Regions from separate parts of the Homo sapiens genome. Here regions 1, 3, 4, 5 and 6 are each linked to region 2. A link is a loop called in an ENCODE intact Hi-C map of the cell type or tissue named here. Cell type or tissue: IMR-90. All regions are shown on one strand. Region 1 has its middle 12 kb from the start of THSD4. Region 2 holds the start of THAP10 (THAP domain containing 10). Region 3 has its middle 28 kb from the start of LARP6. Region 4 overlaps LRRC49 (leucine rich repeat containing 49). Region 5 overlaps THSD4 (thrombospondin type 1 domain containing 4). Region 6 overlaps LRRC49 (leucine rich repeat containing 49).

Region 1 (5,000 bases), 210 kb before region 2:
CCTGTCCCACCCCCCAAACCCTCTTTCCTATTCCATACTCCATATCTGGATGAGGAGCTATCATCTTCCCAATCATTCAAGCTCAACATCTCAAGAGGGCTCATGGCCCTGGAATGCTCTTTTTTTCTCTATTAATATAAGAGGGGAAAATGCAAGCCAGAAAAACAATTGAAGGCATTGTGCAGGCCAGGTGAGGTTGTGGTTCAATCTTGGTGTGAATTTGTTCCTTTGAGAATTCGTCTTTGGGTGGAATGCCTCTAATTGTGGACTCAGAAAATAGGATGAAATGTAGAGGAAAAGAAAATAGGATAGTGTAGTGTGATAAGAAGTATATTTGGTCTTTGTCCGTGGTCCTGGCACAGAGAATCTAAAACCCTTGGAATTTCCTCAGTCATGAGGTGTCCTTTCTTATTCTTAAGGAGCCTCTTTGGAGCACACCTGAGTTTATGCTAATGAGGTAATTTAGGGTAGGACCCCAGATAGCCTCAGGATGGGACTCAACACCAGAAAAACTAAGGGATTAGAAGGTTGAAACTTTCAGCCCTACCCACTGACCTCCAGGAATGGGATGGGAGGAAATTAAATTCTATGAAAACTCTGGGAGAGAGGGGTACCCCAATTCTACAGGGACAAAAGCTCCTATGCTTTGGACCCTTCTAGACCTCACCTAAGTCTTCATCTGTATCCTTTATAATAAACGAGTAAATGGCCTGAGTTCTGTGAGCTATCCCAGCAAAGTATTGCTGAGAAGGTGGGTAGGGGAAACCCCAATTTGCAGCTGGTTGGTCAAAAGTACTAGAGACCTGGCCTGGTGATTGACATCTGAAGTAGAGGCTGAAAACTAAAAATAAAATCCTAAGCCCCTCAACAGCTGAACAGACCCCCTCTTGGCTAAGGGGACCCTAGAAAATCCTTAAAAATGGAATTCCCAGCATGACACAAAGGGAGGTGATATATCCCCACCCTTTTGGAGTTTAGGCACAACTGACCACCATTAATATTAAAATACAGACCATAAGACTAACAAAACAGACTCCTTGTGACAATAAGATATCAAATTATAAAGAGGACATAAGGCCGTGCCGGACAAGGGCTAAGTCACTCAGCCCTACGGGTCACTCTGACCTCGAATATTGGTTCACATACTTCCTTATCTTAACTTAAAACTTTCTTTTCTGTTGACTCCAAATTTTTACACAAAGCTCTACTCCTTTAACCAATTGCAAATTAAAGAATCTCTGAATCCGCCTATAACCTGTAAACTCCCACTTCAAGATATCACACCTTTTCGGGCCGAACCAGTGTATACCTTCCATGTGTGAATTTATGTCTTTGCCTATAACTCCTGCCTCCCTAAAATTTATACAACCAAACTGTAATCTGACTGCCACAGACACACTTTCTCAGGACCTATTGAGACTGTGTTCTCTAGGCCATGGTCACTCATATTGGCTCAGAAGAAACCTCTTTAAAATATTTTCAGAGTTTGGTTTTTCCATTAACAGGGCAATCTTGTGAGACTGAGAACTAACCCTGTGGGATCTGATGCTTAGCTCCAGGTAGACAGTGTCAAAATCGAATTAAATCGTAGGGCATGCAGCTGATGGGAGCAGAATTGGAGAACTTCTTGGGATGGAGAAAAAGCCCCACACATTTGCTGTCAGAAGTATTGTGTGAGCGAAGAGAAACAGTCTGTTTTCTCCAGATGGATTGCCTAATTCTTTCCGGCCATATAATAAAGAGTTATTGCTGGTCAATAAGTTTTGTTTTTTATGAAACTTTGCAGGGGCCGGGGGTGGGGGAGACAATAAATGCCATACATATAAACAAAGATATCATTTCCCACATAGCAAATGATTGATGATTTAAAAAGCAAAAAGAGAGCCTTATTCCAGAAAAGATGGAATAAGTAAGGACACACTAAATGTAACTATAAATCCTGGACAGAATGGATGGAGGAGCTATCTGAGAGTTCTGAAACATAAATCATAGCAGGTGGCTTTGGGAAGAAGACCAGAATTCAAAGTCCCACTAAATCAGTAGTGAATTTTTTTCCCTCCCAGTATCAGCCAGCCTAGACTAAAAGGCAGCCATAAAGCTGGAAGTGTGCACCAGAGGAAGACAGAAAGAGCTGCAAGAGAAGTCCTCTCTAAAACACAAGAAAGGAGATTCTGAAGAGTCAGAGAGAGAGTGGGGTGCAGGGGAACTCCTGGTGTTTTTTTTTTTCCTTCTTTCCAGCCTCAGCCCACAGGCAATATTGTAGCAGCAGTGGTGGTGGCAGAGGCTGAGGGGGTGGGAGTGGAGCTAGGCAGTCATCTAAGATTCCAAGAGAGGGGAATTATTCTGTTTGACTGGAGGAGCAGTGTTCACAAGAGTGTGTGGCAAATCTTTCTTCCTTTTTTTTTCACCTTTCTCCTCCTGCCACTTGACTCCAAACACAGAAACAGTCATGGTAAGTGTGGCAGAGCAGAGAAACTGAAGCCCAAGCTTGCTCACTGGAGGGCTGAAAAGGGAGGCCCCAAGGAGCCAGAGGGTGTTGGGGAGATCACGGAGAGTAGGGAGCTTAAGTCAGAAATCCCACAAACTTATGTTTTAGCTCCTGGGCTCACCTCCAGGCTACACATGTATGGATCTGATCCTAAACACCATACCACATGTTTGGAGAACTGAAACTGCAAGGTAGACCCCAGTCCAGGCCCATGATTGGCCACTGGGTGGCACACACACAGGACTGATCTGAATAGCACTGCACTCTGAAATCAGAAATGATATTGAAACCACAGCCCAAGAGGCAGGTTTGGACTCGCAAAAATAATATAATCTGTTTCATTTCCTGCTTCAAAAAAAAAAAAAAGCCTTCTTTTTAGGATTTAAGTCAGACCTGGGGTCCTGTAATATTCAAAATGTCTAGGATATAATCCCAAATTACTCAGCATATGAAGAACCATGAAAGTCTCAACTGACAAGGAACGAGACAATCAACAGACACTAACCCTGAGAAGATACAGATGTTAGAATTACCAAACATTTTTTAAAGCAGCAATTATAACCATGTTCCATAAAGTAAGGGAAAGTGCTCCTGAAACAAATGGAAATACCGAAATTCTCAGGGGGGAAAAAAGAAGATATAAAAACAGGCCTAGTGGAGTGGCTCACACCTGTAATCCCAGCACTTTGGGAGGCCAAGGCAAGTGGATCACCTGAGATCAGGAGTTCGAGATCAGCCTTGGCAACATAGTGAAACCCTGTTTCCACTAAAAATACAAAAAATTAGCTGGGCATGGTGGCAGGCATCTGTAATCCCAGCTATTCAGGAGGCTGAGGCAGAAGAATCTCTTAAATCCGGGAGGTGGAGGTTGCAGTGAGCCAAGATCACACCATTGTACTCCAGCCTGGGCAACAAAAGCAAAACTGTCTCAAAATTTAAAAAAAAGGAAGATATAAAAACAAACCAAATGGAAATATTAGAACAGAAAAAGAGAAGGACACTAACTTAAATTTCAGATTAACTGGATGAAAAATTAACTTAAAGATAGATCAATAGAAATTATCTAATCTGAACAACAAAGGAAAGAAAATTGAAAAAGAAACCCAGCAGAACCTTAGGGGCCTGTGGGAAAAAATACCAAAAAGTTTAATATTTGTGTCATTACACTCCTAGAAGGAAAAGAAAAAGGATGTTGAATGGGAAAAAAATATTTTAAGAAATAATGGTGGAAAAACATCACATTTCACAAAAGACATGAACATGGAAATTGAAGAAACTCAGTGAATCCCAAACAGGATAAAATCAAAGACATCCACACATTATAATCAAACTTATGAAAACTATTAAAATAAAGAAAATATCCTGAAAGCAATCAAAGATAAATGACTCATTTCAGGTAGAGAAACAATTATTTAAATGACTGTGCATTTCTCATCAGAAACCATGGAAGCTGGAGGGAAGTAGAATAACATTTTTAACATACAGAAAGAAAAGAATTATCGGCCCTCCACAGTGGCTCATGCCTGTAATCCCAGCACTTTGGGCGGCCAAGGGGGCGGATCACCTGAGCTCAGGAGTTCAAGACCACCCTGGGCAACATGGTGAAACCCCGTCTCTACGAAAATACAAAAAATTAGCCAGTCGTGGTGGCATGCACCCGTAGTCCCAGCTACTCAGGAGGCTGAGGCACGAGAATCGCTTGAGCCTGGGAGATGGAGGTTGCAGTGAGCTGAGATCATGCCACTGCACTCTAGTCTGGGCTACAGAGTGAGACTCTGTCTCAAAAAAAAAAAATAAAAAAGAAAAGAAAACTACCAATCCAGAATCTTATATCCAGTGGAAATATCGTTCATGAATGACAATGAAATAAGGACATTCTCAGATAAAGTAAGAAAATTCCTTGATACCAGACTTGTTCCATAAGAAATGCTAAGGAGAATTCTTCAGACTACAAGGAAATTAAATCGAGGGAAACTTTAACAATAGTAATGAAATAAGAGCAACTGAAATGGTAGATACCTGGAAAAATATAATAGATTTTAAGTTCTTTGAAATATGTGAAAGCACAAATTGTAACATTGACTGATGGAATTTTCAATGTATGTAGTCATCATAATACATAATACTATGATGACTACGTAAACAGGGGATGCCAAAGGTACCTATATGGTGAGAAGATCTAATATTTATATCATTTATGTGTTTATACCATTTAAATTTAATGCAAGAATTGAGTACTCCTCTTGAAATTATAAAATATAATAGTAATATAATAGCAGACCATATACTGTAATCTCTAGAACAGCTACTAAAATTTTTTTCCCAGAGATATAGTAAAAATATCAATAGAAAATTAAAATAGAAGACAAAGATATTCAAATATTTCAGAAGAAAGTAGGAAAGGGAAAATGAAAATCAGAAGAAACAAACATAAAATATGTGATAAAATGGTGATCTAAGTACAAACATATCAATTTTATTTTATTTTATTTTATTTTTTATTTTACTTTTT
Region 2 (5,000 bases):
AAAGCATATTTGTGGCTTCCAGGCATTTAAGGGAAGCAGGGAATGGGAAGTAACTGCTTAATGGGTACAGGGATTCCATTTGGAATGATGAAAAAATTCTGGAACTAGATAGAGGTGATGGCTGCACCTCTATCATTGTATTTTACCACCCACAAAATCAGGATCAATTTTATGAGGTCAGATACAAGATATTCCAAGCTGAGACACTTCCAATCCCTCCACGCTCTCACCACAAATACAATGATTAAAAGAATCATTTGCTTCAAAAAAAAACACACAATATAAATAAAATGCTGTTGAAAAAATCACTGTTTTGATCATTATAATCCTTTTAAATGTCCTATTATAATATAATAAAATTGTATATTTAAGCCTTCTAAGAAAGGTTTTCACTTGATCTAAAACTGATCTAAAATAATTATCTGGTGGGAGGACTGAGAAAAACAAAACCAGAACAACTTCTTATGATTAGCCACAAAAAACCCCAAATATGTATCTTGAATTAATTAAGATACTTCTAATGTATCCATACTATAAACATTATGTTGGCATTTGCATTATATCCTTAGGAATTATATGACCTAAAGGTATTTTCTCAGAATAGATGTCCACACAAGAGAAAGTGAATGGTTTGGAAAAAATATTTAGATGAGGCACACAGCTCTAGAAACATTATAATGGTGGAAAAGGATTTGTCCAGAGAAATCAATTAGGAAAGCTCTGGAGAGAATCCATTATGCTCAATTATAATAAATAATATTTTCAATTAATCTAACTGCTGTTTATTTGAGATGATCAAATTGTCTATTTTCTGAGTGTTTACCATTTTCATATTCATATATAATGTAATCAACAGCTGCCTCCTTGACTAACGATGTCCTTCCATTTACCTTCCTCATGCCTTTTCTTACCCTTCTTCATGCTGTTATGTGTGAACTCTGCCCTTCACTTTAGAGTTCTTCCAGTGACGCCTATTTAATAACTTTTTAGGACACACCTGAATTGTGATGGTTAGAGGTTTCCAACTTGGTCAAAGGAGGAAAAATCATGTTGTGTCTTGAGACATAGTGTGTAGAAAGTAGGTAAGTATAAATGCTGAGGTGAGACAGAAAGGAAAGAAAAACATGTTTATCTCAAAATCTCAAAAATTAAATCAAAAGCCAGAAATTCTAGAAATGCTAGAGACATTATGGGGAAATAATCTTGGGGAAAAAAATCTCATATTCATATCGTAACTTCTAAATAACGTTAAGTCTAACATGTGTCCACTGCTAACCTATTTTTTTCTTCCCTGATTTTAAATGGGATGTGTGGATATGCCCTCCCAATTACCATTTTATCTAAGGTGTCATTAGTAGTAAGACATACCATTATTTTACCCTCTATTAAGAAAGAAAAAAAACCTCCCCAATTAAACTATGACATGCCATCAATTTTAAGAAGGCTCCTGATTTCAGAAATGTGTAAATATCACTGGGTGCGGTGGCTGTTGCCTGTAATCCCAGCACTTTGGGAGGCCAAAGCAAGCGGATTGCTTCAGCTCAGGAGCTCGAGAACAGCCTGGGCAACATGGTGAAACCTGTCTCTACAAAAAATACAAAAATATTAGCCGGGCGTGGTGGCATGCACCTGTGGTCCCAGCTATTCAGGAGGCTGAGGTGGGAGGATCGCTTGAGCCTGGGAGGCAGAGGTTGCAGTGAGCCAAAATTGTGCCACTGCACCCCAGCGCCCCAGCCTGGGTGATACAGCTAGACCCTGTCTCAAGAAAAAAAAAAGTGTAAATGTCAAAAAAAAAAAACAAAAAAACCCTTACCCTTTTGTAATCAATAAAATCACATTAAGTTTTTTAAAGAGGGCTATTTTAGCTTTATGTAGGCAGAAAGTAAGAACTAGCTTTAAACTGGAAATCAAAGCAAATCTACTTAAATTTTTCAGTTTAGAATCTATCTACACTTTAAGTCATGCTGCTATTTGTGTAGAATTTAAAACAATCTTCAATTTAAATGCCAACCTTCTTAAATCTTACTTTGTTTTTTTCAGGAAGCGATGATGTTTGAATAACCAGATGAAGCCCGCAGTTCACCTGAAATGTAAAAATTAAACCATAAAATTTGCTCTTAATACACAAACACATATTTCCAAAAAAAAAAAAGGTACAAACAGAAATACAACAAAAAAATAGAACACAATGCTCTATTTCTGTTTCTGGTAAATGATCTTGTTCTGAGGATTTGCTGAAAACAATAAAATCACATCTAAGAATTAAAAGGTTTCACTGATTTATTTTCCAAAATGTCGGCAGCAATTTAACCCTCTAGTTAGTACCTCAGGCTTTCGACATTTGCCATTCAGGTCTAAATAAACATCTCAATGAGACAGGTGAAGGAGGTGGGAGTCCCTAATGATAAATTCTCTTCACAGTTAAAAGGAAAAGAAAAGAAAAAGGAATTGACTGGCCAAAGGAATTTAAATAAACCCAAGCCTTTCACAGCAGACCAGCTCCACCTTCTGGGGAGCCCAGATCCTGGACAAGACTTTGAGTACCCATCATACAATATTAAATTGTGCCTTGGTCCAGCCCACGAACCTCAAACCCTGGTCAGACAATAGCTTGAGTAGACCCAGCGGTGCCGGTCCTAATAATACAGCCCATCTCCTAGGACAAAGACGCCAGTCAGAAAGAGTACCAGTGGGAAGAAAGAGAAAGTAGAAGGCCCAACTTACGTTGTTCGCAGCCCGGCCAGAAACAGAGCGATATTTCCCGGGAATCATGATAGGAGACAGTCCAGGTTCTCTGTTAGATCTGCCTTCCAGGTGACGCTACAGCGGAGATTCAAAGAGACCCGAAAGAGGTCATCTCCCAGGCAACCTGCTCAGGGTTACCATGGAAACGACCATTTCCGGTCTGGACCTCTCCCGAATCGATAGAGCCACACAGTCGTTGCAGCTTCTAGTTGTATTCGTGAGAGCCCAGTGCGTCACCACTTCCTCGTTCTATTTTCCCAGCCTCATAAAAACAGAGCGGGAGTATTGGGAGGAGGATAAGCTGGGGAAGAGGCTGGCCACACTGGTTGCTATAACCACCACCACTTCCGGTCCGTTCCTCTTTACGGCCCACCTCAGCGCTGCCCGCGCGAAATTTGTATCCCTCTGCTTGTGTCCACTGGCTCCTGGGGAGCAGCGCAGGGAGGAGGAGGAGGAAGATATCAAAGAGCCCTCCCATTGGGGGCCCCAGATCGCCACTTCCGGTGACCAGAGGTAGGGAAGGAAACAATCCCGACCCGGAGTGGACAGGTGAGGAGGGGAGGACTTGCCTCGCCGAGGCCGCTGCGAGGAGCGTGCCCAAGGGCGAAGGTCCAGGGAACCCGGCTCCCGCGCACCGAAGACGGCCGCCATGCCGGCCCGTTGTGTGGCCGCCCACTGCGGCAACACCACCAAGTCTGGGAAGTCGCTGTTCCGCTTTCCCAAGGACCGGGCCGTGCGGCTGCTCTGGGACCGCTTCGTGCGGGGTTGCCGCGCCGACTGGTACGGAGGCAATGACCGCTCGGTCATCTGCTCTGACCACTTTGCCCCAGCCTGTTTTGACGTCTCTTCGGTTATCCAGAAGAACCTGCGCTTCTCCCAGCGCCTGAGGCTGGTGGCAGGCGCCGTGCCCACCCTGCACCGGGTGCCCGCCCCGGCACCTAAGAGGGGAGAGGAGGGAGACCAAGCAGGCCGCCTGGACACGCGAGGAGAGCTCCAGGCAGCCAGGCATTCTGAGGCTGCCCCAGGTCCAGTCTCCTGTACACGCCCCCGAGCTGGGAAGCAGGCTGCAGCTTCACAGGTAAAGAGAGACCACCGAAGGTTGTGTAAGGACCCCTGGACTCTGGCTGGGCTCCTCCACTTAGTGTCACCTTGGGAAAGGCACCTCATCTCGAAAGTTCCTGTTTTCTAATCTGCAAAGTTAGGGGTGTGCTTTAGAGGTGATCTCCAAGGTCCCACTTATCATTAACACTTTGGAATTAAGTGACCCAGTTAATTCCTTCTAACTGCTCCTCCCCCAAAACTCACACACACACACACACACACACACACACACACACACACACACACACACACAGAGTCTTGTCCTGCAGAGTAGTGAGTTGCTTTCACTCGCTGCTCCAGAGTTTTTAAATAGAAAGGGTTTAATTTGAGCAAATCTCCAGGATTGGAGTGCTTGAAACTGTGTTGCATAACATTACATAAGCTTGAGGAAAGTCCCTTATTTGTGTCACAAATGATGGGGCGAAGGAGATGTGGAGCTACAGATGAAGATGATGGAGCTTGCTAATAAATCCCTTCCCACCCCAAGCTTCCTTTATGACTGATAACTAGCTCCAGCTGCCTTTAAGTTCAGTATCCCTAGTGAGCTGACTTTCCCCATCTTGCTCTCTTCTGCCTACTTTTCTGTTCCTTCTAAACATTGTTTGCACTCATTTTGCATCTGGTTACTACTACCTTCTTCCCCACGTACCATTTTAAAGAAAACTTTCCAGCCTTCCTTGTGATAAACTTCAGCCTTGCCACCATTACACAGATTAAATTATAGCAAGAGGTTAGTAATTTCCTCAGGGGTCTGTAATCCTTACTTAGGTCCGGTTGCCAGACCAACACTCTTTCTGCAGTACTAACCTGCTTCCTACATTGGGGTGGGTATTTAAGACCCTTTAATGGCATCTTGCAATTATTAAGATAAAGAGCAAAATTATTAACCCAATTTACATGGCCCTGCATGTTTTTTCCCCCTGCATACCACACTAGCCCTAACCAAGGCCACTGTCCCTGTTGCTCACTGTGTACCATCATGCTGACCTTTCAGTTCTTGGACATACTATACTATATTACTTCCTACCAACAAGACTTTGCTCAGTTGTTGCATGTATTATAATATCCTGGAACTATGCCCCTCCCACTCCCATCATTGCCAATTAAGTCTTTTTCCCTTAAAAATCAGCTAAACATCTTTCCCCTTGATCCCT
Region 3 (5,000 bases), 67 kb after region 2:
CTCTGGAGGCTGAGGCAGGAGAATCGCTTGAACCTGGGAGGCAGAGGTTGCAGTGAGCCGAAGTCGTGCCATTGTACTCCAGCCTGGGCAACAAGAGCAAAACTCCATCTCAAAAAAAAATTAAAAAATAAAAAATAAAATCTCCTAGGTGATTCTAATAGGCAGGCAGCATTGGAAAGCTCTGGCCACTGGAATGAGGAGCACATTAATTCCCTCCTCCTTTCTCAAGGCTTAGTCCTGGTCTCTTGTAGGCATTCCAGGGGTCTGAGCACCTTGTTGATGAACCTGCTCCTTCTAACTCTCTGGCCAAATCTTCAGCTGGGGCATGGGCTTCCTGTTTGTTAGCATAGCCGGCCTTTCTTGAATAGCTTGACTGAGAAACTCAGCCAATGGTATTTTTACAGATGTTTCATTATTTTTAATGAAAACCAGTTCCTTCTCCACACTGGGACACGAGGCCTGGTGACCATCTCCGCTTGAGGTGCTGGCAGAACATCTACACGCTACACATATCCAAAACACCACTTTGTCCACCCTCCCTCCCGCTCCATACACATGCCCATCTGCTCCTTCTCCTGACTTCCCCATCTCAGCCAGTGGCATCACCATCTCCCATGTCACCCAGACTGGAGATGAGGCCATGTGGAATACGTGAAGAATGCAGGTTCTGAAGACCAAGTGACCTTTGACTAACAACTGAGCCTCCCTATGTCTCAGTTTCCTCTCCAATAAATAATAGATAATAATAGTAGATAATAATAATTCCTATTTCATACAATTTGTTAGAATTAAATGAGTCAGGCCAGGCGTGGTGGCTCATGCTTGTAATCCCAGCACTTTGGGAGGCCGAGGCAGGTGGATCACTTGAGGTCAGCAGTTCAAGACCAGCCTGGCCAACATGGTGAAACTCTGACTCTACTAAAAATACAAAAATTAGCCGGGCCTGATGGTGCATGCCTGTAGTCCCAGCTACTCAGGAGGCTGAGGCAGGAGAATCACTTGAACCTGGGAGGCGGAGGTTGCAGCGAGCCGAGATCGAGCCACTGCCCTCCAGCCTGGATGACAAAGTGAGACTCCATCTCAAAAAAAAAAAAAAAAAAAGAATTAAAATGAGTCAATACCTGTAAAATGCTTAGTAATTTGCCCATGGTAAATGCTCAAAGAACGTGAGGCTACCATATTTGTACCTTTCCCTTCCAAATCTCCCGTATTCAATCAACAATCCAGAACTGTCATTTTTTGGCTCTGAAATATTTCTTACACGCTCCCTTCTTCCCCAGTGCTTACTTAGTTCCACATACCCTCCTCCCAAGGTCTCTCTGTCTCTAAGCCTCTGCATTAACTTATCTCCCATCATGCTACCAAACCTATCTTACTAAAATAGGGCTCTGGTCACATAACTTCCTTACTTCAAAAAATAAAAATAAAAAATTGCAGTCTGCCTCTTCCTGTACAGAGAAAAAGAGCCCAACTGCCTGTTATGCCCTGCTGTGCTGTATGCTTTGTGGGGAAGGCTCTCTGAACATTCCTCCTTGATCCACCACCCGTCTGACTCTGGGGTAACTTCCTGAGCTGGCAGGCTGGCTTCATATCCCGAATATGTGACCATGCCTGTGTCTCATTTACTATTGCATCACTCCAGGGTGTGGCTGGGTTGAAAAAGGCTCTGTTTGGTTTCTGCCACACAAGACAGACACATGAGCAAGTACTCATTGAAGACATATTGTTCATCGATTATTTTTAAATACTTTTTCCATAAAATGTGAGCTAGCTTTTCCCAGTAATTTTCATCCATATACTCTACTTCTTGTAAGTTGTAAACATGACAGAAAAGCTACCTAGAAACTAACAGCAAAGATCTAAGGAAGAAAGGATTGAACCAACAAGGACTGTTGACTTTTTATTCCTAACACTGACATAGATCCTGGTGAGTGCTAATTCCCTTAATGAAAAAATAATCCTGGGCCGGGCATGGTGGCTCACACCTGTAATCCCAGCACTTTGGGAGGCTGAGGCAGGCGGATCACCTGAGGTCAGAAGTTCGAGACCAGCCTGGCCAACAGGGTGAAACCCCGTCTCTACTAAAAAATACAAAAAATTAGCCAGGCGTGGTGGCATGCGCCTATACTCGGGGGCTGAGACATGAGAATCACTTGAACTCAGGAGGTGGAGATTACAGTAAGCCGAGATCGCACCACTGCACTCCAGCCTGGGGAACAAGAGGGAAATTCCCTCTCAAATAATAATAATAATCCTGTAAGCTACAATCTTAGTACTTCAGCCTCATGAAGCATCCCTCAGGATGACAGTCATGTTGATTGCATCAGTCCTTTGCGATTCATTTTGGGTAGTGGGAGATATATCTGGAGTGTGTAGACAGCCCATTGGTGAACCAAGCTACCTTTATTTGGACCAATTTCCGGCTGGGCAGCTGTTTGCACAACACCCCAGATTTGGAATCAGCTGTGGGATGAGCAGAAGCCAGCTAGATACGTGCCTTGTGATGGCACCCAGATATTCAGTTCAATTTCACAAAGATTCGGCCGGGCGCAGTGGCTCATGCCTGTAATCCCAGCACTTTGGGAGGCCGAGACGGGCGGATCACGAGCTCAGGAGATCGAGACCATCCTGGCTAACACGGTGAAACCCCGTCTCTACTAAAAATACAAAAAATTAGCTGGGTGTGGTGGCGGGCGCCTGTAGTCCCAGCTACTCGGGAAGCTGAGGCAGGAGAATGGTGTGAACCCGGGAGGCGGAGCTTGCAAAGAGCTGAGATCGCGCCACTGCACTCCAGCCTGGGCGAAACAGCGAGACTCCGTCTCAAAAAAAAAAATATTCACAAAGATTCCTGAGCAACTACTATGGGTAAAAGAAGCAGCAGGCTGAAGTGCTTTGGATGAAAGATAAATCCTAGGTGATCCTTTTCCTTACCTATAACCAGAGAGTGCAGTAGGTGCAGACCTGCCTTCTCAATGCTGTATTTACAGTTAACTCGCCTTCAAAGATGAATTTGGGAAGTTCAATTTGTTATGGTTTTTCAAAGTGGTAGCCAGAGGCAAATTCCTCCGATTGTTTTGCTATCTCAGTGCCCTCTAGTGTCCAACCGGGACATAGCCTTATCTAAACAGCTGATAACCTGGCACCTGCTCCTAGTTGAGGGTATGCTCCTGTAGTTGGGGAACAAGAAAGACCAGTTGAAATTCCAACCTTGCCACTTGCAGAACTCTCAGGGCTGTCTCACTTCTCTAAGCTTCAGTTCCCTCACTTGTAAAATGAGGATGATAATGCCTACAACATCAGGTTTTTTTGTAAGGAATTAAAAGGATGATACGTGGAAAGCATGACACCATCCTACCATAAAGAAATAGCTCCCAAAAATATACCATCACTAAAGCTCCCAGACATAAACTCATCATAAGTAAGAAGGATGGGAAAGACTAATCTAGCACACTCCTCCCTCTGCATTTTAGCCAGTTGTTTATGCATCATTTCCTTGCTGAATTATGAACAATGAGGTAAGAGACCATGTATCTCCACACATCTTATAGTGCCTGGCCCATGGCAAGATCTCAGAAAATATTTGTTGAATAGGTACTGAATAAAACGAATTTTTCCTGGCCTTAAAAATATTGTACAATGTAATATAAATTCATGGTTTCCAAATATCCAAGCCGACTCTCTTGGAGAGCATGTAAATCCTAAGGACTCTATAATTCAACACTGTTTGGCAACTTCTCCTTGTCCTGAAATACTCCAGCTCTGGAATATACCTTGGGGTAGCTGTAGGTCTCATTGTAAGCTATGGAAAAGCATATTCAGCATGATAAAATCTGGGATGAGAACTCTTGAGCTCTGACCCCCTGATGCATCTGAAAAAAATGAGTGAGCTCCTGGGATAAATGGGGAAGAGCTTCGTTAATAAGAGTGGCAGCCAAAGGCCAGTAGGGACCTTCAGAAGTCAGGACCCAAGAGACCTCCTATATTGCCTCTCTTAAGTGTAAAATGAGAGTGATGGTCCCATCCTGAAGCCCCTGGAATACACTCTGATGGGCCAACTCAATCAACAATGCCCAGATGATTTCAATTATAGAAATGTAATTGAGGCAGGTGCGGATCACCTGAGGTCAGGATTTCGCGACCAGCCTGGCCAACATGGCGAAACTCTGTCTCTACTAAAAATACAAAAATTAGCTGGGCATGGTGGCGGGCACCTGTAATCCCAGCTACTCAGGAGGCTAAGGAAGGAGAATCGCTTGAACCCAAGAGGCGGAGGTTGCAGTGAGCTGAGATTGCACCATTGTACTCCAGCATGGGCAACAAGACTGAGACGCAGTCTCAAAAAAAAAAAAAAAAGAAAAAAATGTAATTGAGTCTGTCATATGTTAAGTCGGCCATGACTTCAGACTTCAGTGAAGAACATATAGCAACTCTTATGAACATGAATAGATATTTTCTTTATACAAAAGTTATTCTTCTAATACTATAAGTCTACAAACCCACAGTAAATAAAAGAAAATAAACAAGGCCGGGCACGGTGGCTTACGCCTGTAATCCCAGCACTTTGGGAGGCCGAGGCGGCTGGATCATCTGAGGTCAGGAGTTCGCGACCAGCCTGGCCAACATGGTGAAACTTCATCTCTACTAAAAATACAAAAATTAGCCAGGCATGGTGGCAGGCACCTGTAATCCCAGCTACTCGGGAGGCTGAGGCAGGATAATCGCTTGAACCCGGGAGGTGAAGGTTGCAGTGAGCCAAGATTGTGCCACTGCACTCCAGCCTGGGGGACAGAGCGAGACTCTGTCTCAAAAAAAAAAAAAAGGAAAGAAGAAAGAAAATAAACAAGACAGATGAGTAGATCAGTTTCACTTTTTTTTTTTTGAGACGGAGTCTTCTTCACAAGAGGAAGAAGCGGACTTTGACATTAAGAACTGATCAGAAGCCAGTAATAACAGATTTATGGAGTGCAACATCTGTTGTTCGTTTAGTATAACTTTAAAAC
Region 4 (5,000 bases), 110 kb before region 2:
TGAATGCTTACAAACAACAGTATAAGTATTTGCCATTTACTATAACCTGGTTACTATTTTATTTTTACAATTTATTTAGTTCTTTGGAAGTTTTAAAATAGATTCTTAGCCTTTTGACATTTTAAATGTCAATTTAAAAAAAACCATTATATCTCAAATGTTCTATCATGGTTACTTAAATTCCTAAACATTTAAAGTAACTATTTTCACTAAGAAGGAATATTTTTATTCTATAGTTCATCTAGTTTTTAGCTTACCTCTGTTCCATTTATTTTCTGCATACTGAAATGGCTTAGCCTAAACAGTACATAGTATTTCCAGAGTGTAAAATTGACAACTGGATTTCCTTGAGGATCAATTGTCAACTGGTCAATACGACGGAGTTGGGCTAGTGCGTTAAATTGCTGCAGCATTACAAGATTTGTTTCCTTGAATTTAAGGTGCTGCAATGATAAAACACAAATACAGATCAGAACATTGATTTTAACCATATTGAAATATTAACATTAAAGCTTCACTAATCATTCCCCAGGTAAATATGTAAACTTTAGGCTTAGCAAATATGTTTTCAATTACATTAAATCAACTGAATGTACTAAACTTACATAACTTTAATTCATCCAATGCACCATTGATGGAATCCATCCAATATTGAATTCTGGGTGACTCCTTCTACAAATGACAGTCTCACTTATAAACCAACATTCTTTAAAGATACATAAATATCAAATAATGCAGATTCTTTCAGGAATTATTGATTTTATATGCTTTACATTGACATTAAATAAATTTTTTTAAAAAGACTGGAAATGAAAATTTCAGAACTTTATAAATACAGGCCCCCACAATTTTCCTGAGAAGAACTAGTTAGTTATTATTACTTGTATCTTGCCAAACACTACGTAGGATAGTTATACTGGCTATAGAAAAATCAAATCACTAAAACTGCAATGTTAACGCAAGCATTCTGTCTGTGAATCTAGATGCTCTTTTCTAAACATACTGTCTTCACCTCTAACTATCTTTTTTAGGGAGAATGAAGTGAAAATAAAAACAAAAACCCACCAAAAAGGCAGGTGAGGGAAGTCTCTTGGCTGACAGAGAAAAACACAACAATAATAGAAACTCAAGAGAGAACTCATTACAGAAATCACAGTTTCTACAAATGCATACTAAATAATACAATGACACCATAATTGAGGAAGGCTAATTTCTCAAAGTAATTTTAATGAGCTATTAAAATTATTTTCAACATTGTTAGGGGACAACTGTAAAAATTATACAGTAAATATACATTTCACCATTACCAGGTACCATAGGTGAATACATAAGGCTATGTGGTAAGGTGAATCACTTATAAAGTAGAAATATATAACTTGAATAAAATTATATCAGTCTTTTTCTACTCCACAAAGGATCATTTTTTTTGAGATAGAATTTCAAATGTTAACATAAAACTTCAAGGCCATTTATGAATACTAATTTAAATCCTAGCTCAAGAAAATCAACACAAAACTTAAATCTTCCTGCCAGATAGAAACTACATAAATACAAGTTAAAACAGGTCTTTGGCCTGAACACACAAGTCATTGACTAAGAATATTCAAATATACTACTAAAAGGAAATATTTACCAGAGAATTAGGAAACTTAATCTTCAGTTTAGGAAGCACTTGGACGATTTCATCAAATTCTATGAAAGTGAAGGAGACTGTTGTGATCATTCCTGCTGTTTGAACACTCCAATTCCTATCCAGAGATTCCAGTGCTCCTGAGCCATATAGGGAAAGTGTATCCCCGTCCACTTCAACAAGGTATGTGTCTATGACAGATAAACCTTGTAAAGCATTGTTGAGTCCTGAGTCTAGAGGCCTGGAAAACCCAAAGTATAATTTTAAATGAAAGATATCATGCAGAATACCTAACAGTATAATGACCTGTCAGAAAAGCTCTTCACAATTTTATATTCTTTTTTCATTTCAGTAATTAAACCTAGAGCATTAAAGACTAATTTTCAATAGACTATCTAGCAGTTTTGTATTATTCTAATCATATATTTTAATTTAAGAGGCATGTTATGAACAAAAAAGATCACCTCTAAACCCAAATTATTTCTATCCATGAAAGATAACTAATATTCCCTTTAGTTTTAAAACAAGCCGTTTACTACATTATGGTTATCTTTCCATGTCAACACAGATAGGTTTTCCCAATCTATAAACTTTTCTGACTAGAAAAAAGTACAGTTTACAAATTAGTATTTCTATAGTAAGAACCATACATATAAAAATATGTTTATGAACCAAGTAATAACTGCTAAAAATAGTTTATTTCTCAGAGGTTGTATTAGGGGGTAACTCTAACTTTCTACTTTTGGATACTTCAATGGTTTTTGAAATTTTTAAAGTGTATACTACAGTTATAATCAGTAAAATCAGTGTAGATTTCCTCCTCACTTTGAAATAAGAAACAGTGAAAAGGAATCATTATTTATATTATATATACACACTATATATATATATATATATATATATATATATACATGCTTCTCATACTGCACTGAATTTGGTAATTATTATTTCCAAGGTAGAAGCCACATTTTTTATATAAGGCTATCTAAATCATAGCTAGAGAATAAATGAAATATCTTAATCCAACTCATATTATCTGCTTTGTGAATAGAGACATAACTATTTGTTTTACCCAACCTCAAAACTTAAACAAAGCATGGTTTTTGTTTCTGCATTTTCCTTCTGGGATTTCTCCTTTCATCCAGTATTTATTTGCCCCTACTAAAATTAGTGTCTCGCTCTTATTTGTGCTCCCATGGTCTTTGGTATACTCCTGGAACACACTTCTCATAACTATATTACAATTTTATGCTTACAATTTTGCCTGTTATTCCAGATAGTGAGTGAGGCTAAAGATTATATATTTTTTCATCTTTGGGGACCCAAAATCTAGTAATCAGCTTTTAACAATGTATACTGAATGAATTATTAAATATCTTCAAACATTTACAATGATGTTAAGGGATAAAACTAAGAAAGCGCTGCCCTGTTGTTTATCATACTTATTTCAGAGGTACCAGTTAACCTTCTACACATTTGTTTATTCAATAACAAGATGAATAATGACATCAGTCTACTTTAAGTGAATATGCAACCAAGAAAATACAAAAAGGCTTGATTTCTACCAGACTAGCACTTAAGACAATGATTATTATGTGACAAAAATCAAATATCCAATGAGTAGTAGTACATGAATGGTCTTAGATAATAATCTTAGAAAGGTGAAGGCTGATAATAGGAAAAACTAACTTAACAATTAGTTCCATACATTGTGCTTTGTGTGATACATTGAGTTAGATTATATCTCATTGAGGTTGCTTATATAATCAATACTGGAACAGAACAAAGGACAGCTTCACTGCCACTAAAACAAAGAAGATGAAAAGAGTGCATACTGCTATTACAATACTTGCCACATTGTACTGCAATTACTTGTTGCCTTATCTATATCTCTCTTACTAAACACAGTGATCCTTGAGGGCTTGAATTTTGTCACGATTACTATAGTAGATCCAACATCTAGTACAGCTCCTAGCCTATGCTCTGCTCAATACATATTTCTTGGATGAATTAATGAAGTGGGACAATGATGAAGTTTTTAATGAGTATGTATTATATCTTAAGAAGGATGTTTGAACCATAAGCTATAGTTTCAGTAAAGGGGCAGAATCAGTGATATAGACACAGAATCAGGTTTAGCAAGAAGGTTTACCCACATAGGGACGCCTGATGGCCACAGTAACCAGCAAAAAAGTTTAATGTAAAAATGATGGGGAATCAGAGTTATGTATCAAAAACATCAACAAACCCTTTGGGAAATGATGTTGCTCCACATCATATATTTAAAAGTGTCTTGCTTTTCTTTTTCCACATAATTAAAAGTTTAAGAATATAAGCTCCACAATAAAAAGTCTGTCATCAGAAAGGGATTATTTATTTTGTGTAAAGGGCTTGTCAAGTAAACTCTTCAGGAAATAAGTGACATAATAAACAAGGCTACATTCAGTAAAACAGTGACATGGTTACAAAACAAAGCAGAAGTAATTTCCAATTTATATAGCTATCACATGCCCATTTGGTAAAAACAAACGGCAAGTCTCCTGGGCTGCAGACAGGCTCATCCTTTTCACTAGCACCTAGTAAACAGGCCATATAACACCTAACCCATTTCAGTTATTTTCTGAAGGAAGCTTTTGAGTTTAGCCTTAAACTCTGGTCAATGTTTACAAATTTGCTCCTCTGGGAAAGTGTGTTCTGAGCTCCATTAAAAAGTGACTTAGCTTGCCAAACAATGTTTATATTTTGGGGATTGTTCTTCTAGTTTTCCTTGTATCCTTAGCAGATATGGGTACATCTTTTTAGTTATACATACACACATATTAATTAATTAACTAATTAATTCTTTCTTTCTTTCATTCACCAAACATGTCCTCAAAGCCCACTATCTACAAAACACTGTGCTAAGAATTCTGGCACATGCCACTAAATCATCTGTATTGATAAGAACAATCAACACTGAGATCATACAAAGGTTTCTGGATATAGCAAAATTATTGCTCACTTTTACTGGGTCATAGTTTCAGAAATATAACTGCTCTAATCCTCCTCTGCAATCAACCTAATAAACACATGGGATATAATTTCTAAACTAAAATGACCTCAATATCTCATTAAACAAATAGGTTTTTGTGGAGAATTTATTATGTGTCAGATATTGTGTTAAGCATTGGGGATATAATAAATCAAGATATATTTGCCCTCAAAGAGCTCTCAATCTGGATGGGTGGGGCGGAGAGGAAGATGAATATATATATTAAATATAATATAATGTGCTTATTGTGATATAACGAATATTTAAACCATATGCTAAGGGAACACAGAGAAAGGAATGACTAATTCTTCCAGAGGGGAAAAGTCAATTTTAAAAAGG
Region 5 (5,000 bases), 550 kb before region 2:
CATTCATGTACCCTTCACCTAGATTCAGTGAACATTTTGCCACACTTGTTTCACTGTCTCTCTGCTCCCCTCTTTCTCCCCCTTTCTCTTGTATTTTTAGTGTATTCATAATTCTTTCAACATTTCTTAAGTACCTAATCTTCCTGGGTCTGCCCTCAAGGGGCTCATGGTTTATCGGAGGGTTCGATGCATAAACAGTCTAGCAAGAACAAGAAGGTGTCAAGCACAAGGGACTATGGGGACTGGAAACACAGTAAAAGGAGCAACGATGCCTGCCAGAATCAGAGATTGCTCTACCAAAGGTGACCTATGTGGGTACATAAGGGAAGAAAAAGATTTCCAGGCAGAGGGAACAGCCTATACCAAAGCAAAGAGGAAGCAGAGTCATGTGTCTGAGTTTTGTTTGTCCTGTTTTGAAACTTCTGCTTTCATCTCCTCCCTTCATATATATATATATATATATATATATATATATATATATATATACACACACACACACACATATACACACACATACATATATATATACACACACACACACACACATATATATATATATATATATATTTTTTTTTTTTGAGATGGAGTTTTGCTCTGTTGCCCAGGCTGGAGTGTAGTGGTGTGGTCTCGGCTCGCTGCAACCTCTGCCTCCCGGGTTCAAGCGATTCTTCTGCCTCAGCCTCCCAAGTAGCTGGGATTACAGGTATGTGCCACCACGCCCAGCTAATTTTTGTATTTTTAGTAGAGACAGGGTTTCACCATGTTGGCCAGGCTGGTCTTGAACTCCTGACCTCAGGTGATCTGCCTGGCTTGGCCTCCCAAAGTGCTGGGATTACAGGTGGGAGCCACTGCACTCGGCCTCATCTCCTTCCTTTGGATAGCAACAAGGGGCTGGGTGCGGTGGCTCATGTCTGTAATCCCAGCACTTTGGGAGGCTGAGGTGGGTGGATCACGAGGTCAGGAGATGGAGACCATCATGGCCAACACAGTGAAACCCCATCTCTGCTAAAATACAAAAAAATTAGCTGGGTATGGTGGTGCATGCCTGTAGTCCCCACTACTCAGGAGGCTTAGGCAGGGGGATCGCTTGAACCCGGGAGGCGGAGATTGCCGTGTGCCAAGATGGCGCCACTTCACTCCAGCCTGGTGACAGAGCAAGACTCTGTCTCAAAAAAACAAAACAAAACAAAACAAAAAAGATAGCAACAAGGGCTACCATTTAGCTACTGCATGCTTACTAAGCTGTGCCAGGCATTGTCTAGGGCTCTTTTATGCACCGTCTCATTGAATCCTCACAAACCTGCGGGGTCAGTACTGCTCTCATCCCCGCTTTACTAAAGTGGAAAATGAGGCTCAGAAAAGTTAGGAACTTAATAAAGGAGATCCAGCTCCTGAGAGGCAGGGTAGTAAGTCCTACTGCATGTTACTATATCTTCTTAAAGTTCTACAGGTGAGGCTGGACATGGTGGCTCACGCCTGTAATGCCAGCACTTTGTGAGGCCAAGGCGGGCAGATTACGAGGTCAGCAGTTCGAGACCAGCCTGGCCAACATAGTGAAACCCCGTCTCTACTAAAAATACAAAAATTAGCTGGTGTGGTGGCGCACACCTGTAGTCCCAGCTACTCCTGAGGCTGAGGCAGGAGTATTGCTTAAAAAAAAAAAAACCCCAGGGGGCAGATTTTGCACCACTGCACTCCAGCCTGGGCAAAAGAGCAAGACTCCATCTCAAAAAAAAAAAAAAAAAAAAATTCTACAGGTGAAACTCTCCAAGGACACTGAGGCTTTCTTCCATCCCTCTCTCCCGAACCCTGTTGCCCACTGATCCCAATATCCAGTTACAATATCCTGGACAATTTCTGCACCTGGTCACTGCCTGTCTTTGCTACCCCCAGACATCAAGATCCATGCAAATGACTTCCCAGACACATCCCCGCATCACCATCACCATTACCCATCACCAGCACTGCTATTTATTATTCACAATGCACCCTGCACTGAACCCAGATCATTATACATGAAACATCTCATTTAATTCCCCCAGAATTTTATGATGTGGACTCAGTATCTCAAATTTATAGATAAGAGGACTGTGTCTCTGAGAAATTTTATGACTTGCTTAAGATAATCTGACTAGTGAATTTATACACACTCCTGGTCTGAGAAGAGCCAAAGAAGGACTGAACTAAACAACAACAAAAAAACAGATTCAGAACTGAGTCTGAAGAGCAGTTCACTTTGCATGTCCATACATAATTGCTCCCAAGTGTAATTTACAGTTCTTGATGTTATCATCAAGGAGCAATTACCCTTCTAATTCAAACTGTCCCCAGTTATTGCCCCAATGACTCCACTTCCATTTTTGTATTTTGGCCTTTTTGGTGCATTGCCAGCCCTGAATTAAACAGTAATTTATGCTGGTTTCCCTATGAGCTGCTTTTGAGAAAGATATGTAATTTTAGTACTGAACACTAGATGTCACGATCAACCAGTTCAAGAAAAAGTCATCATCAAGCAGTATTACAAGTCTCACGTTTACTTGTGCTATATGATCTATAAAAGCAGGAACACGGCAATAAGGCATAGACTTTCATTTAAAAAATATTGGATGGTCTCTAGCCTCATTCTGAGGGGGATTATATATCTATCCAAAAATAGAAAGAGTTTATCTTTCCCTAAACAAGAAATAATAGCATGAGTACACCAAACATTACTGAAACACCATGCATTGTATTTTATTTATATCATATATTTGAAATTTCATATTGTATGTGTGAAGTATTTAAATTAGGCCTTTAGAAACTGACTTGAAACTCAAAGGATATAAAAATCCTTCATCCACAAGAAGTTCATCATAGCTCTCACAAGGGAGACAAAGCTTATATTGAGGTTTTGTTAAGCAGTTTTGAGGAAATGAGATTAGTATTTGGAAAGCAAATGTTGGAATCCAAAATCTTTGTTCATGCATGATCATATTCAGTCCATTTAAATGACAATCATGGCTGTCACTGATCTCCCTTCCTTAGTCCATTTGGGTGAATGTGGAGGTGGGATGGAAAAAAAAAATCTTTTTGGCTGGCAGCACTCAAGATTTGGTTAGGAAACTAGGTTCAGAATATTCTTTTTTTATTATTATTATACTTTAAGTTCTGGGGTACATGTGCAGAACATGCAGTTTTGTTACATAGGTATACACATGCCATGGTGGTTTGCTGCACCCATCAACCCGTCACCTACATTAGGTGTTTCTCCTAATGCTATCCCTCTCCTAGCCCCCCACACCCACCAACAGGCCCCAGTATGTGATGTTCCCCTTCCTGTGTCCATGTGTTCTCATTGTTCAACTCCCACTTATGAGTGAGAACATGTGGTGTCTGGTTTTCTGTTCCTGTGTTAGTTTGCTGAGAATGATGGTTTCCAGCTTCGTCCATGTCCCTGCAAAGGACATGAACTCATTCTTTTTTACAGCTGCATAGTATTCCATAGTGTATACGTGCCACATTTTCTTTAACCAGTCTATCACTGATGGACATTTGGGTTGGTTCCAAGTCTTTGCTATTGTGAGTAGTGCTGCAATAAACATAGATGTGCATGTGTCTTTATAGAATGATTTATAATCCTTAGGGTATATACTCAGTAATAGGATGGCTGGGTGAAATGGTATTTCTAGTTCTAGATCCTTGATGAATCATCACACTGTCTTCCACAATGGTTGAACTAATTTACACTCCCACCAACAGTGTAAAAGTGTTCCTATTTCTCCACATCCTCTCCAGCATATTCTTAAGCACTATAATTACTAGCATTTTGCTGGGAATTGTGAAAATAGAACACAAGAAGAGTAAGTAGAAAAAAATAGTAAATTTCAAGCCATTAGAAGATGGATTGATAAACTTTAAAAAATTGCTATGATCCATATGCAATAAAACAAAACTTGTGAAAGATACCGCCTATTTACTGAATGGCAGAAGACGGTTCCTCAAGAGCCGCCTATGGGAGCAGTGATTTGTTTTTCCATGTCAAATCTAGTTTGTCCTAAAAGCAAACAGCTGCCAAAAGCATATTCTGCATTTTTCAATAAATTTTCCAGTTCTCTATTTTTTAATACTTTCCCTCAACTGTCCATGAGATCTTGATCTGGCCTACCGTGGTCTTGTCATTTGGAATGCTTTTCATGATTGTAACTCCTGCCATTCTGCTCCAAAAAGTCATAGAATATTCATTTTTCAATCAAGTAAAAATATATTGTAAACAGGAAGTCTTGTTAAGGTACCTAAATACAGGTGGCTTTTCCAAGTGATGAACAAAGAAAGGTTTCCATTTGAAGTCCATAAATGCATTAGCCCCGAGCAAAGCAAACTTACCTTTCATCACTTCAAACACCTGTGTGTTCTGCTTCTTTTTCGAAATGTATGTTCTAATATTTGTATATGAAAAGACAGAGATTCATAGAATTGAATACAAAGCCAAAAATATACACAAGTAATAAAGAGGGAGCCTCAAAATAGTGGGGGCAAGGTGGACTATTCAATTATGGTTTAGGTAATTGGGTAATTATCCATAATTGGGTAGCCATCTGAAAAAAAGTAAAATTGAACCCATACCTCACACGATACACTAGGATAAATTCCAAATGAATTAATGTAAAAGGTAAAAATGTAAAAACACAGAACCATAAATTGCTGAAAGAAAACAGGATGATTTCTTAATAACTTCAAACTGTAGGTCTTTCTATGACATAAAATCCAGAATCACAAAAGAGAAAATTGCTAAATTTGCCATTTAAAAAATGTGAAACTTCTGCATGGCAAAAATAAACAAAATTTCATAAGCAAAGGCATAAGTTAAAAAAAAAATAAACCCTGCAATTTACACAATAATCTCTTTAATGCATAAAAAGCTCCTACAAGTTAAGAAAAAGATCAGCAACCCAATAGAAAAATGTGCAAAGATTATTAAAAGACAGATCACACAAAAGGAATGTAAGTGGTTCCTGGGCGAG
Region 6 (5,000 bases), 81 kb before region 2:
ATCTGTTGGTAAGAAAGAAAAACTAAAATTCTGGTATCTTCTTGATAATAGTCCAATTTCTGGGACAAAAGCCATATCCTTTACATAGCAAAAAATAAAAATAAAAAAATAAATAAGTTGGGGGGGGAATCTGGGATCTGGGACAAAAAACTACTTTTTCCTCACTTCATTTTGGCCATGAAGACCCAATATAGAAATAATTTCAAGTCAATTAAGCCATGCAGTGATTTAATAGGTGTTTGATAACCTAGATTATACTTTGTTAGCAGATATTAAGGCCTAAAACAATGCACATATCACACAAGAAAAAGACTGATCCAAAATAAATAATAGTAGTCCTAATATAGGCAGCATTTTATGAAATTTTAAAAATCAAATGGCAAGGTGTGTTTTAACCATATACTTTAGTTATAAACATTATTTTCTTTGAACATATAAAATATTAAAACAGACTTTAAAATCACAGGGTTTTTTCCCTCAAAGAGGTGGTCAATAATTTTTACTCAAACAATCACTTTTAGCAAACAAAACTGATTTTTTTGCAGGGTCACACCTAGTGTTAGAGTGAAGATTAGAAGCCATGTCACCTGACTTCTGGTCCAGGGATATTAGCTGTTAAATACTGGGGAGGGAAATAGTCAGAACAGGATAGGTTATGCTGCTGTAACAACTTCAAAACTTTCACTGGCTTATGACTTTAAAAAAGTTTATTTCTTGATCACGCAAAGAACACTGCACCTGTCTTCAATGTAGTGGCTAAGTATTCCTGAGTGCTATGATCTGATGGCATCCTCAACTTTATATAGGCTTCCGCAGTGACTACCACATGGGAAGGAAGCATGAGAATCATGCTTTTAAATGCTTCTGCCTGGAAATGATATACATTATTTCTGCTCACATTTCATTGGCCAAACATCTTCCCACATGTCAAAAAGGAGGAGAACCAGAGCATATTGGTGAACATTAGTAATGTCTACCAAAACAGAAAACGTACACATGAGATGAGCTCCTTTTTTTTTTTGGAGAGCAAATTGTAAACAAGTTCACACTAAGCCAATTAAATGTGAGCTTGAGGTGAAAACTTTAGACATTGTTTGTTTCTGAATTGTGTTGTTGTTTTGTTTTGAGACAGGATCTCATTCTGTCCCCCAGGCTTGAGTGCAGTGGCGAGATCTTGGCTCACTGCAGCTTTGACCTCCTGGGTTCAAGCGATCCTCCTGCCTCAGTCCCCCAAGTCTCTGGTACTACAGGCGTGTGCCTCCACACTCGGCTAAATTTTTTGTATTTTTTGTAGAGACAGGGTTTTGTCATGTTGGCCAGCTGGTCTCAAACTCCTGACTCAAGTGATCTGCCCACCTTGGCCTCCCAAAGTGCTAGGATTACAGGCATGAGCCACCACGCCCAACCCTGTTTCAGAATTGTGAGAATACTGCCTGCATTCACAAAATGCTGCCTTAGAAATAAAAAGGAAAATTCTGCCTCCCAGAATTTTCTATATAAGGGTCCTTGTTCTAGCCCCTCAACATGTGTCTGTTCTCTCTTTTTTTGAATAGTTGTGAAAACAGGTGAAGATCACTGGGATATCTTCCTTATGTCTTCTCCTTTGTCAACTAATCATGTCAGATTCTTTGGAAATGCTCTAGTTTATTGTCTGCCCTCTAAAACTAGTAATAGTTCAGGTGTAATCTGACCACTGTAGAAAAAAATGGGATGGGACTGTCTCCATTGTCTGAATTCTCTTTTTCTATAAATGAATATTGTTTTAAGCCATATTAACTTTTAATAATCACATCTCATAATTAATTGAACTTGAATTTAGCAATTCCAAGTCACTTTAACACACGCTGCTAAGTCTAATCTTGTATAATACTGAATTTGTGCTAAGAATTGTTTTGCTTGATTGTTGTTATGGAATAAAGTCCAGGATGTTCAATTCATCTATTTTTTATGTTGTTAAATTCTGCTTACTTTTCTAGACTAGGCATAAACAAACTTTTTCTGTAGAGGGTCAGATAGTATGGTAAATATTTTAGGCTTTGTGAGCTGTATGTGATCTCTATCTCATATCCTTCTTTGTTGTTCTTTTTTTTTTTTTTTACAATGCTTTGAAAACATAAAAGCCATTATTAGCTTGAGAGCTGTACAAAAAGCAGGCTGCCAGATGGATCTAGCCCATAGGCTGTAGTTTGCCAAACCCTGTTCTAGACTATGGAGATACTTTTGGATTCTCATTTGATCAACCAATATACCAAGAACTCTAATTTCTCTAGTTTCTGTCATTCACATACTTTACCAGAATAACAAATATTTTCTCCTAGACATTAATAAAAATGTGAATAGAATGGACTGGAGGAAAAAAGCCTCATGGCATGCCAGTACAGATTTCTCTAAAGGCTGGCATTAATCCATTACTTCATGTTCTGTAAGTATACTTGAATCAAAAATCTACATAACCATGTCATACAATTTACTCAAAATGATGCCATAAAAGACTTTGCCAAATGCTTTGCTTAAATACCAAAACACTGTCTATAGCACTCCTCTAACAAGGTCTATTTGTAATTTCTAGGTCAGGAAACTAATTCTTTTCTGGCATGAATTGTTTTTTAGTGAGCTAATGCTGCCTCCTAGTGACCAATTCCTAAGTACTCACAAACCATCTTTTTATTTTATTTTATTATTTTATTTTTTTGAGACAGAGTCCCCTTCTGTTGCCAGGCTGGAGTGCAGTGGCGCGATCTCGGCTCACCGCAACCTCCAACTCCCTGGTTCAAGTGATTCTCCAGCCTCAGCCTCCCGAGTAGCTGGGATTACAGGCACGCACCACCATGCCCAGCTAATTTTTGTATTTTTAGTACAGATGGGGTTTCACCATGTTGGCTAGGATGGTCTCAATCTCCTGACCTTGTGATCCGCCCACCTCAACCTCCCAAAGTACTGGGATTACAGGAGTAAGCCACCGCACTGGGCCACAAACCATCTTTTAATAATGCAATTTAAATTTATTTCAGAATCAACATCAAGTTGACTGTCACAATTTGTGGAATTTATATTCTGTACTTTTGACATTAAAAAAACCACAGTGCCACAAAGTCACTGTAGCCAGACTGACTGCCTCTCTAGATTCCTCTTCTCTAAGCTCAGCAACTCTGAAAGAAAGGCAGCAGCCCCACTCAGAGCTTATAGATAAAACTCCCATCTCCCTGGGACAGAGCACCTGGGGGAAGTGGCGGTTGTGGGCACAGCTTCAGCAGACATAAATGTTCCTGCCTGCCAGCTCTGAAGAGAGCAGCGGATCTCCCAGCAGAGTGCTCGAGCTCTGCTAAGGGACAGACTGCCTCCTCAAGTGGGTCCCTGACCCCCCTGCCTTCTGATGGGGAGATACCTCCCAGCAGGTGTTGACAGACACTTCATACAGGAGAGCTCCAACTGGCATCTGGCGGGTGCCCCTCTGGGATGAAGCTTCCAGAGGAAAGAGCAGGCAGCAATGTTTTGCTGTTCTGCAGCATCTGCTGGTGACACCCAGGCAAACAGGGTGTGGAGTGGACCCCCAGCAAACTCCAGCAGACCTGCAGAAGAGGGGCCTGACTGTTAGAAGGGAAAAAACAGAAAGCAATAGCATCAACATCAACAAAAAGGATAACTACGCAAAAACTCCATCCAAAGGTCACCAACAGCAAAGACCAAAGGTGGATAAATCCACGAAGATGAGGAAAAACCAGCACAAAAAGGTTGAAAATTCCAAAAACCAGAATGCCACTTCTCCAAAGGATCACAACTCCTCACCAGCAAGGGAACAAAACTGGATGGAGAATGAGTTTGACGAATTGACAGAAGTAGGCTTCAGAAGGTGGGTAGTAACAAACTCCTCCAGGCTAAAGGAGCATGTTCTAACCCAATGGAATGAAGCTAAGAACCCTGAAAAAAGGTTACAGGAACTGCTAACAAGAATAACCAGTTTAGAGAAGAACATAAATGACCTGATGGAGCTGAAAAACACAGCACAAGAATTTCGTGAAGCGTACACAAGTATCAATAGCTAAATCGATCAAGCAGAGGAAAGGATATCAGAGACTGAAGATCAACTTAATGAAATGAAGCGTGAAGACAAGATTAGAGAAAAAAGAATGAAAAGGAATGAACAAAGCAGCCAAGAAATATGGGACTATGTGAAAAGACCAAACCTACATTTGATTGCTGTACCTGAAAGTGACGGGGAGAATGGAAGCAAGTTGGAAAACACACTTCAGGATATTATCCAGGAGAACTTCCCCAACCTAGCAAGACAGGCCAACATTCAAATTCAGGAAATACGGAGAACACCACAAAGATACTCCTCAAGAAAATCAACCTCAAGACACATAATCATCAGATACACCAAGGTTGAAATGAAGGAAAAAATGTTAAGCACAGCCAGAGAGAAAGGTTGCGTTATCTACAAAGGGGAGCCCATCAGACTAACATTGGATCTCTCTGCAGAAACCCTACAAGCCAGAAGAGAGTGGGGGCCAATATTCAACATTCTTAAAGAAAAGAATTTTCAACCCAGAATTTCATATCCAGCCAAACTAAGCTTCATAAGTGAAGGAGAAATAAAATACTTTACAGACAAGCAAATGCTGAGGTATTTTGTCACCACCAGGCCTGCCTTACAAGAGCTCCTGAAGGAAGCACTAAATATGGAAAGGAAAAAACAGTACCAGCCACTACAAAAACAAACCAAAGTGTAAAGACCATCGACACTATGAAGAAACTGCATCAACTAATGGGCAAAAAACACCAGCTAGCATCATAATTACAGGATCAATTTCACACATAACAATATTAACCTTAAATGTAAATGGGCTAAATGCCCCAGTTAAAAGAAACAGACTGGCAAATTGGATAAAGAGTCAAGACCCATTGGTGTGCTGTATTCAGCAGACCCATCTCACATGCAAAGACACACATAGACTCAAAATAAAGTGATAGAGGAAGATTTACCAAGGAAATGGAAAGCA

Evidence for each region. Peaks named below come from ENCODE experiments on the same cell type or tissue, not always from the same donor. Only the 100,000 strongest peaks of a DNase experiment are listed, where the experiment ranks them.
Region 1: a loop joins it to region 2, with 6 times the contacts of the local background. A loop is called at or near these places in 34 of 110 quality-filtered maps.
Region 3: a loop joins it to region 2, with 3.0 times the contacts of the local background. A loop is called at or near these places in 7 of 110 quality-filtered maps.
Region 4: a loop joins it to region 2, with 4 times the contacts of the local background. A loop is called at or near these places in 9 of 110 quality-filtered maps.
Region 5: it touches region 2 in a loop (16-fold over the local background); 38 of 110 quality-filtered maps call a loop at or near these places.
Region 6: it touches region 2 in a loop (2.5-fold over the local background); 2 of 110 quality-filtered maps call a loop at or near these places.

Annotation. Positions count from the first base shown.
Region 1 is chr15:71,101,002-71,106,001 of GRCh38, reverse strand. It overlaps a transcript of THSD4 not described here. Among named protein-coding and RNA genes, the nearest start is that of THSD4, 12 kb to the left of the region's middle. RefSeq lists enhancers at 2,329-2,438, 2,579-2,628, 2,799-2,868. In IMR-90, a CTCF peak has its summit at 2,708 (motif pointing right); a DNase peak (open chromatin) is centred at 2,741.
Region 2 is chr15:70,890,667-70,895,666 of GRCh38, reverse strand. It overlaps THAP10 (THAP domain containing 10), which reads left to right and starts at 3,234. Exons shown (of 3, transcript NM_020147.4): 1 at 3,234-3,823. The coding sequence starts at 3,395. LRRC49 (leucine rich repeat containing 49) reads right to left here and starts at 2,841. Exons shown (of 16, transcript NM_017691.5): 1 at 2,725-2,841; 2 at 2,027-2,083. The coding sequence starts at 2,772. RefSeq lists an enhancer at 2,881-3,579. In IMR-90, a CTCF peak has its summit at 2,509 (motif pointing left); DNase peaks (open chromatin) are centred at 2,516 and 3,016; H3K4me3 peaks cover 2,227 bases; H3K27ac peaks cover 1,410 bases.
Region 3 is chr15:70,823,407-70,828,406 of GRCh38, reverse strand. No RefSeq gene overlaps it. Among named protein-coding and RNA genes, the nearest start is that of LARP6, 28 kb to the left of the region's middle. In IMR-90, a CTCF peak has its summit at 3,089 (motif pointing left); DNase peaks (open chromatin) are centred at 1,606 and 3,066.
Region 4 is chr15:71,005,250-71,010,249 of GRCh38, reverse strand. It overlaps LRRC49 (leucine rich repeat containing 49), which reads right to left. Exons shown (of 16, transcript NM_017691.5): 12 at 1,634-1,871; 13 at 258-443. Among named protein-coding and RNA genes, the nearest start is that of THSD4, 110 kb to the left of the region's middle. In IMR-90, no CTCF peak of the experiment used is centred here; no DNase peak of the experiment used is centred here.
Region 5 is chr15:71,438,147-71,443,146 of GRCh38, reverse strand. All of the region lies in intron 7 of THSD4 (thrombospondin type 1 domain containing 4), which reads right to left. Among named protein-coding and RNA genes, the nearest start is that of THSD4-AS2, 250 kb to the left of the region's middle. In IMR-90, a CTCF peak has its summit at 2,473 (motif pointing right); a DNase peak (open chromatin) is centred at 2,486; H3K27ac peaks cover 59 bases.
Region 6 is chr15:70,971,818-70,976,817 of GRCh38, reverse strand. The region is part of intron 9 of LRRC49 (leucine rich repeat containing 49); the gene reads right to left. Among named protein-coding and RNA genes, the nearest start is that of LRRC49, 81 kb to the right of the region's middle. In IMR-90, a CTCF peak has its summit at 2,620 (motif pointing left); a DNase peak (open chromatin) is centred at 2,597; H3K27ac peaks cover 377 bases.